Regions from separate parts of the Homo sapiens genome. Here region 1 is linked to region 2. A link is a contact called in ENCODE Hi-C or POLR2A ChIA-PET data. All regions are on one chromosome and are shown on one strand. Each heading gives the region's core, a stretch centred on a gene start or an enhancer-like site at or near the end of the contact. The rest is flanking DNA. Distances are from core to core; before and after follow the strand shown.

Region 1 (3,933 bases), core at 556-3,055, 52 kb before region 2:
GGCATTACAGGTGTGAGACACCGTGCCTGGCCGGTATCCAGATTTTTAAGTTTGCCAGGTATTATGTGAGCCATAGTTCCAAAAGTGTATATGCTTCTCATGAGTGGATGGACAATGCTCCTGGCATAGAGTAGGCTCTTAAAATTTCCTCATTTTAATTACTCGATGAAGGCACAATTGATCTAAGTTACACAATAAGGGTAAGGTACTAAATCTATTTTGCTCACAAAGGTGCTAAGGTTTGGGCAAAATATAAATCATTTGTTTTTAATTTAACAATACCTTTTGAGGTACAGTAGGGTCCACAGTTTCCCAAGGTTCTGGATTTTTTTTTCGATCAAGGCTAAAATTAAAGAAAGCCAATTAAACATTAAAAGATGTGAATTTAAACCAACACTGATACTGGGTTTATAAACATGTTAGGGACAAAACCAGTCTCATACTAAGGCATGTGTCTGCTAATGATCAGGAACCATCAGTAGCAACTAAAATTGATTGAAAATTCTCTAAGGGAGTTTCATGGTGTGGCTCAAACATTAAACATCAGTTCCCCTAAAGGGTAGGAGGTCTGTATTCTCTTGATTGGGCTGCATTGGGGAAGGATCCCACAAACCAAATAACCATGGGAGTGAAACTGCCAAGCCAAGGACATGCAATAATGTTCTTATCTCAGTCTGTGGGAGGGGCAGGTTGAACTCTGCAGGTGGTGAACTCCAGGGCTCTAGGCTCCTCTGCCAGCGGTTAGAGGACTGCCCTCTCCAGCCCTGCACCAGCCTCCAACAGTTTCAAGTTTATCTTTTCCTCATATTCCAGGATACATGTTTTTGTTTTTTACTTTCTTCTACCCAAAGTTGAGATTAGGTTCATCGTAGACAACTGAATCTATCAATTCTACCACATTAGTAAAAATCTAATAAGCTAAAATTTAAAATTTTAATTAAAATGATTGTTTCATGATATATATCTCCCAAAACCACTGAAGAACTTTAAATTTCAAAACTTAAAAAAAAAAAAACAAGCTTTACTTCACTGCCAGAGAGTGGAGAAGGGCCAATGGGTAAAAGAATAAACACAAGAAATAAACTAATTTGATTAATATCATGGGTTTTTTTAAATTTTTTCTTTTTTTTTTCTAATTTTCATTTTCTGACCCATTGGTAGACAATATCATAAGAGTTTTCTGATAAAAGATGCTTTTTAACCCTGACTCCCAGTTCACAATTTGGCATTCTCATCCATGGGAAAAAAATAGGAAACTTATACATTTCATAAACTAAAAGTCATCCAAACACTGCCAAAAACGTTTTTATAAATTGAGACCTACTTACATCACATCGGTTTTCCAAAGAGAATACACAGCGAAAGATGAGGCTCCACCCGCCGCCACAGTCATGAACACCACCAAGGGAATGAGCTAACAAATAACAGGTGGAGGGGACACATTTGGACACTTCAATATGAAACATTTGAAACACAGCAAAACAACTGTATTTATTTTATACTTTGTTCAAAATCTGTGCCATCTTTTCATCTTTAAAAATGAAAACTTTAGTCAAGATTTTCAATTGTTTTTAAAACTTACTTCCTTCCTTTTCATCAGGAGTTGGAAAAAGCTCATGATGACTTCAGCGAAGAATTGCCAAATCTAGAAATTAAAAATCCAAAGTATTGATCGCCTGGTGGGCGCCAAACCGTCCACCGCGCTCCGCAGGCCAACTGCGGGCCGGCGCGTCCGCGTCTCTGCAGATGGGAGACTCACCTGGACGCCGGGCGGTGCGCACGGACGATGGTAACGCCCGGAACCGAACGGGCCGGCGGCCTCCCCACCTTATATATAGCGACCACAACCGCCCCGGGTGGGCCGGGCCAGCGCGCTCTGGTCACGCGCGTGGGGCGGGGAGCGCGAGGGACCTGACTCGCTTTCCCCGTTGGGCACGCGACTCCCGGGCGCCCCCTGCAGGACATTCTGCGGCTGACGTGAAGCGCCCGAACGCGGGCGCTGGCGCCCCCTGCCGCTCGCCGCGGTCTTCCTTACCTGCCGACCCCGGTCGCTCTTGGCCCCCCTAGGTGCTTGTGAGGAGTTTGGAGGTTTGGGGAGTAGGAGGTGGAACCCCCTAAGAGGGGAGCGCAGATAGCCGAGGCCTGAGGGAAAGCCAACCCTTCTAAAAGGGTATCCGGGCCTGGCGCGGTGGCTTAGGACTGTAATCCCAACACTTTGGGAGGCTGAGGCAGGAGGATCACTCGAGTCCAGCCTGGCCAACGTGACGAAACCACGTCTCTACTAAAAAAAATTAGCGGGCGTGGTGCTGCATGCCTGCAGTCCCAGCTACTGAGGAGGGCGAGGCAGGAGAATCGCTTGAGTCCAGGCCTTTGAGGTCGCAGTGAGCCAAGATTACACCACTGTATTCCAGCCTGGGCAACAGAGCGAGACCCTGTTTTAAATAAAATAGAATAAAACAAAATATTTAAATAAGCAAATAAACAATAAAAGGGGGTCCGGAAAAATGAGCTGCAGACCGGAGGGTCCCAGGAGAGGCTCCCAGGTGCAGGCGGGTAAATTAGAATTAATCCAATCACATTAAAAGCTCCAAAATGTGGTCTGTGCACCTATGGAGATCATTAAAATTAAATTGTAAAGTTTATTTCAGAATAACTCCCAGGGCGTCCTGACTTTTTCTGCTAAAAAAAAAACCCAAAAAAACAAAAACAAACAAATAAACACAATAAAACAAAAACCCGAGGTCGAGGGAGAACAAACAAAAGAATAAGCTGGGGAGGCTGTCAGGAGAAGGTCTTTCTGCAAACGACCCTGCCGGCTGGTTTAGTCTTTGGGTTCCCTCCTAACTCTCCTCTAAGCCAGCAACCTCACTTTGCAGTTTGCAGGCGGCTGCAATGGTAACAATTTCACAGAGCCAGGGGCTGTGTGTGTGCCAGACACTGAGCCAGATTCCCCTCGGCAAGGTGGGTGCAAAGTCTTATTAAGACTCAGAGAGGCTCTGGTCACGTCACTGGTAAGTGGCGGCGATGCCATCAGAACGCAGGTCTGTCTGGTGCCCAACACCATGGTTCTGTCTGCACCCCTCTGTTAAATACTGCAATAAGTAAAGGACCAGTTATTTTAAAACAAACAGTTTGAAGTTCAAGCTGTAAGTTAAAGTTAAAAGGCAACATCTTAACGTTCCCTGAAATTGGCTAGACCCTGCTGTGTTTCAACCCCATTTTCATTCTAAACCTGGGTTTTGTAGTCAAATGGACCTGAGTTCAGAGCCTGCCCCTGCTATACTTATTATTAATAGCTGACTTTAAGTAAACTACTTAACCTTCATGAGTTTCAGTTTATATATCTGCAAAATGGGGGCAAACCTGGCAGGGGAGAGAGTTGGAAAAAATGTTAGAATATATGTAAAGCATTCTGTCCTGCTTGTAGTAGGCACTCAACAAATAGTTACTATATGCAAAGATTTGGTTTTTTGTTTGTTTTGTTTTTTGAGCCAGAGTCTCGCTCTGTCACCCTGGCTGGAGTGCAGTGGTGTGATCTCGGCTCACTGCAACCTCTGCTTCATGGGCTAAAGCGACTCTCATGCCTCAGTCTCCTGGGCATCTGGGAATACAGGCATGTGCCACCACGCCCCGCTAATTTTTGTATTTTTAGTAGAGACAGGTTTTGCAACGTTGGCCAGGCTAGTTTTGAACTCCTGACCTCAGGTGATCCGCCCCCCTCAGCCTCCTAAAGTGCTGGGATTATGGGTGTGAACCACCACGCCCAGCCTCAAAGATTTGTTTTATGTAAGGCTGATCATAAATGTAGTTTCCCACTCCCTTACTCTGGCAAGCGTTCTTACTGTTTAACCCCAGAACTGTAACTAGAGACATTTGCTAATTGGATGGATCTACGTTATATACTTCAAAGAAAATTCAACATTAATTCTCCTT
Region 2 (4,219 bases), core at 87-2,586:
AAAGTGCTGGGATTACAAGCATGAGCCACCGCGCCCGACCTAGTTTTTGTATTTTTAGTAGACAGGGTTTCATCATGTTGACCAGGATAGTCTCAAACTCCTGACCTCAGGCAATCCGCCTGCCTCGGCCTTCCCAATTGCTGGGATTACAGGCGTGAGCCACTGCACCCGGCCTCATACAGCTCTAATGCCACGCATCAAGTTCTGCATGTACAATCTCTCATTTTGGCCTCTCAGCAACCCCCCATGTGCTAGGGACAGTAAATTCTATTGTTCTCACTTTGCAGATAAGAAGACTGCAATTCAGGAAGACATATAGTAGTCTATAAGTGATTCAGGACTGGAACTCAGTTATCCTAATTCCCTCTCGGAGGCTCTTTCCACCATGCCATCTGCTCGTCTGGTGCTTTCCATCCATGAACTCTGGAAAACAAGCTTGAGATACCAAAATTGAAAAGACAGCTCATCAAAAATGAATAGTTATAATTCTATAAGTACAAAAATGAAATACTCAAATCTCTTGCCCCCCCTCCTGCTAGGAGCATAAATGTTAACCTGAGTTCTCTAGCTCTGTACAAATCCACAGCAATTAAGACTGCACTGTGAGGGAAAATACTTTTCTAAAAAAGAATCCTGATCAAGTTGAAACAAAAATTTTAAAACATGAAATGGAAGGAACGAAACTGTCGTCCTCCCTTATTTCTGACCCACACTTGTCGATTTTCATGACGGAGTTTCTCAAGCCAGGGGCATATGGCCAAAGACCATGTGAAATGCCAGGTGTTCCAAATAACAACCGACGGGGTACTGGAAGGAAAGCACTGCCTCCCCGGGGAACAAATGGCCCAATTTCCAGACTTAGTTTTCTGCAGTCTCAAACCCGATGTTGCACCAAGAAACCACCTAATCTTTAGGTGGTTTCGTTTACCGAAAAATGAGGTGACTGGTTCAGTGCGCATATGTGAATTTAAGGGTAACACTGTACTCACGCTTTGCATATTTAAATTCTCAAATATTCACTTAATATATGCATAGACCATTGTCACTTCGTCAGAAGTCGCGTCCTGCCCAGTTGCGCGAGACTCCAACGGGCCTTCTTGCGACGCTCGGGTCTGGGTCCGGGTCCGGACGTGCAACAGAAGCCGTCAGTGGCCCCGCTGGCTAAAAAAGGGCAAGCATCGGAGGCTCGAGCCAGCGGCCGCGGCGCTTCCCGACAGTTCCTAATTCGGGGCGCTACGCCGGCCCCACCACCTGTTCCCGGCAGCCAATGGGGCCGCGGGGGGCGGCCGGGGCGGAGCGCGGCTACAAAAGGCCTCGGGCCCCGCGCGCCCGCCCACCCCGCTCCGGGCGCGCTCTCGGGAAGGCTTGGACCGACGCGGCCCAGAGGCCAGGAACATTCCGCGCGTGGACCAGCCGGGCCAGGGCGATGCTGCGGGTGCGGTGTCTGCGCGGCGGGAGCCGCGGCGCCGAGGCGGTGCACTACATCGGATCTCGGGTGCGTGCGCCACCGGCCTCGTCTGGCGGCCGCGTGACTCACTCGATCCTGCGGGCGGCGTGGAGCACTCGCTCGCTCCCTGCCCGGAGCCGCCACCTTCCCTCGCTTTCCCTAGCCGGAATTGCACGAGAGTGTCCCTTCTGGTATCCCTGGGAAGCTCAGCTTCAAGAGCCTTCGCAGGCTCCAGGAGCTGGGCGGCGTCCCCCAGTCAGGGGGAACTTGCGTTGCGGCTCCAGCCCTTGGGGTCCACTTGCTGTCTGCGCGTCCGCGGCCTGCTGGCCCACGGCGCAGGGGGCGCCGCCCCCCTCTACCGGACCTTGGTGCGCTGCACCAAGCTTCCCGCTCGGAGCAAGGGGTTGGGACGACGGAGGCTCCTCTTAGTAAAAGGGTGGCGTTATTGGGGTTCAGTAGCCTGAGTGGGCGTCGAGTTGGGGAGATTTCTGGAAAATGCGTGTGGGGTAGATGGATGGGGAGAAGAGGCAAGCAAAGTGGGAATCGGGGACGGGGAGCGAGCGACCAGATTCACTCCAAGTATAACATGGGATCCCACGTCTGGAGAGGAGTCGGGGCGAGTGCAGCCTGTAAGCAGAGTTTCTGCGCTCCCCGCCCTCGGCTGCCCTGGCAGCAGACCCTCCCATGCTTCTAGTACTGGAATCGCTCCGACATTCTGGCTTCCTCCCAGCAACTGGTTCCTGAACAGCTGTCATTCTCCGTCTTTCTTCTGCCTCCACCCGAGTTCTCCTCCTGCCCACTTCCTAAGGCTTTTAACAGAGCAGGATAGAGATTTGGGGGGTTGAGGTTTGCTCAGGGGTTGAGGGACCCTCCCTGCTCTAGATTTTATAGGCCATGCATTTTTAAAAGGCTTTTGAAGTTTTTAGATCTCCTTCTTATTTGTTTGAATTTACGCCTGAGCTAATCCTGACCTTGGCTAGGGTACTGTGGACCATCTGTAAAATGGAGCAGATGGCAGTTGCTCACTCTCAGAATTGAAGTGCCAAAGAATGCGAAGTGTATGTCAAAGATGAAAAAAATTTGATTTGAAGCTGGTTATTCTGAAAGATAAGGTCCTTTACAAATGTTCCCAACTTTTCATTTGTAAAAAAAAATAAATAAAAAGCCTAATATTGGTAACCTTTGATACTTAAGGGAAAAGGAGGTTCCGTCCCCAGCTGAGACTGGCGGGAAGTTTTAGAGCAGCTGTCTATGGTTTTCTGAGAGGAGGACTGACCCATCTGCAAAACAGTTGCTTAAAGCTTGAGTGCAGGAATTGCATTCTGAGATAAAGATGGGGGTGTATGGTAGCTGGGGACACGGTCTTCTGAGGAGTTTTAAAGAGTTACAGCAATTAATAGATAAGAAGACAATTTGTAGATAAACAAGAGGGTTAAAAAAATTATCTGTAATCCCACTACCCACCTACACACTGTTAACGTCTTGGTTTATGCTGTTCTAAAGGGGTTTAAGTGGCAATGTTATGCTGGATTTTTACTCCATCTCCACTTCCTCCTCTCTGTAAGTACTGATAGAGCAATGCAATACAATAATCTTTTCTTTGTTCTTGGAAGCTTGGACGAACCTTGACAGGATGGGTGCAGCGAACTTTCCAGAGCACCCAGGCAGCTACGGCTTCCTCCCGGAACTCCTGTGCAGCTGACGACAAAGCCACTGAGCCTCTGCCCAAGGACTGCCCTGTCTCTTCTTACAACGAATGGGACCCCTTAGAGGAAGTGATAGTGGGCAGAGCAGAAAACGCCTGTGTTCCACCGTTCACCATCGAGGTGAAGGTAAAGGAAGGCTATTCACATGTCTGAAAGTGCGCTCCCTCCTCACCTGCTGCTGCTACCCTCTGACTGCTTTCCCTTCAGCTTACTCCCAGACCTCTCAATCCAGTGATTAAGTTATCTTACTTGACACCTCTGTGGTATTTGACACTATTTACACCAATGATAATTGCTTCCTTCCTGAAGAGCTTCCTGAAGCTCTTCCCTTGGATTCTGAGAGAGCTTTTCTGGGAATAATAGTTCTTTCACTGTCCTCAGATCTTCTTCCGTCACAGCCTGTAATGGCAAGGTTGAACAGAATATTACTTTCAGCCCCCTTCTCTTAGCCATTCTCACAGCTACCGCTCCCACCTCCTCTCTGGTCCGGATCTCTGTATTGAACTCCTTCCAGATCAACGAGTTAAACTCCTTACGGGATATTGCCACAGGACTTCAAACTTGGCACATCTGGAGTTCAGTTGCCAGCCACCTGCTCAAGTGGATCCCTCCTCATTCCTGCCTTTTAATTATTGGCATTCCTATTTAATCAAGCTAAAACACAAAAGAATCATCTTTGATTTCTCCTTATGTCACGTGATGTAACAAGGCTTTTGTCAAAAATGAATCTTGCCTCATTCCTCTGCTTTGCCTCTCCCTAAAGGTTGGGAGCTCATCTGCTGCCTGGACTATTGCAGTTAACTCCTAACTGGTCACTCCTACTCACTCTTCTCACCAAATCACCTGGCAGCTGCAATCCAAGTGATTTTTTAAAACTCAGATGTGATCATGTTACTCATCCTGCTTCTTTTCCTCCTGTACTTTGCTAGGCGACCCCCACTACCCCACCACCCCCCGCATTGTTTAGGATAAAGTCTTCATGGTATTCAAGATCCTTCACAATCTGACTCTTGTCTGCATTTCCAGGATTCCCCATTCCAGTTATTGACTCATCTGTTAGTACAGC

Evidence for each region. A loop is a pair of places that touch in the nucleus more often than their neighbours do. ChIA-PET counts read pairs that join two places held with the same protein, here RNA polymerase II (POLR2A). Pooled maps may share reads with other maps.
Region 1: a loop to region 2 is called in a pooled map, with 3 times the contacts of the local background. The contact joins the promoter of COXFA4L3 here to the promoter of GATM in region 2. A Hi-C loop is called at or near these places in 4 of 50 pooled maps. POLR2A ChIA-PET finds 5 or more read pairs at or near these places in 3 of 52 experiments (A673, H1 and naive thymus-derived CD4-positive, alpha-beta T cell).

Annotation. Positions count from the first base shown.
Region 1 is chr15:45,428,482-45,432,414 of GRCh38, reverse strand. It overlaps COXFA4L3 (cytochrome c oxidase associated subunit FA4L3), which reads right to left and starts at 1,805. Exons shown (of 5, transcript NM_197955.3): 1 at 1,760-1,805; 2 at 1,583-1,645; 3 at 1,329-1,414; 4 at 283-343. The coding sequence starts at 1,618. RefSeq lists a silencer at 1,783-1,862.
Region 2 is chr15:45,375,661-45,379,879 of GRCh38, reverse strand. GATM (glycine amidinotransferase) reads left to right here and starts at 1,336. Exons shown (of 9, transcript NM_001482.3): 1 at 1,336-1,495; 2 at 3,061-3,279. The coding sequence starts at 1,427. RefSeq lists an enhancer at 988-1,067 and a silencer at 1,208-1,537.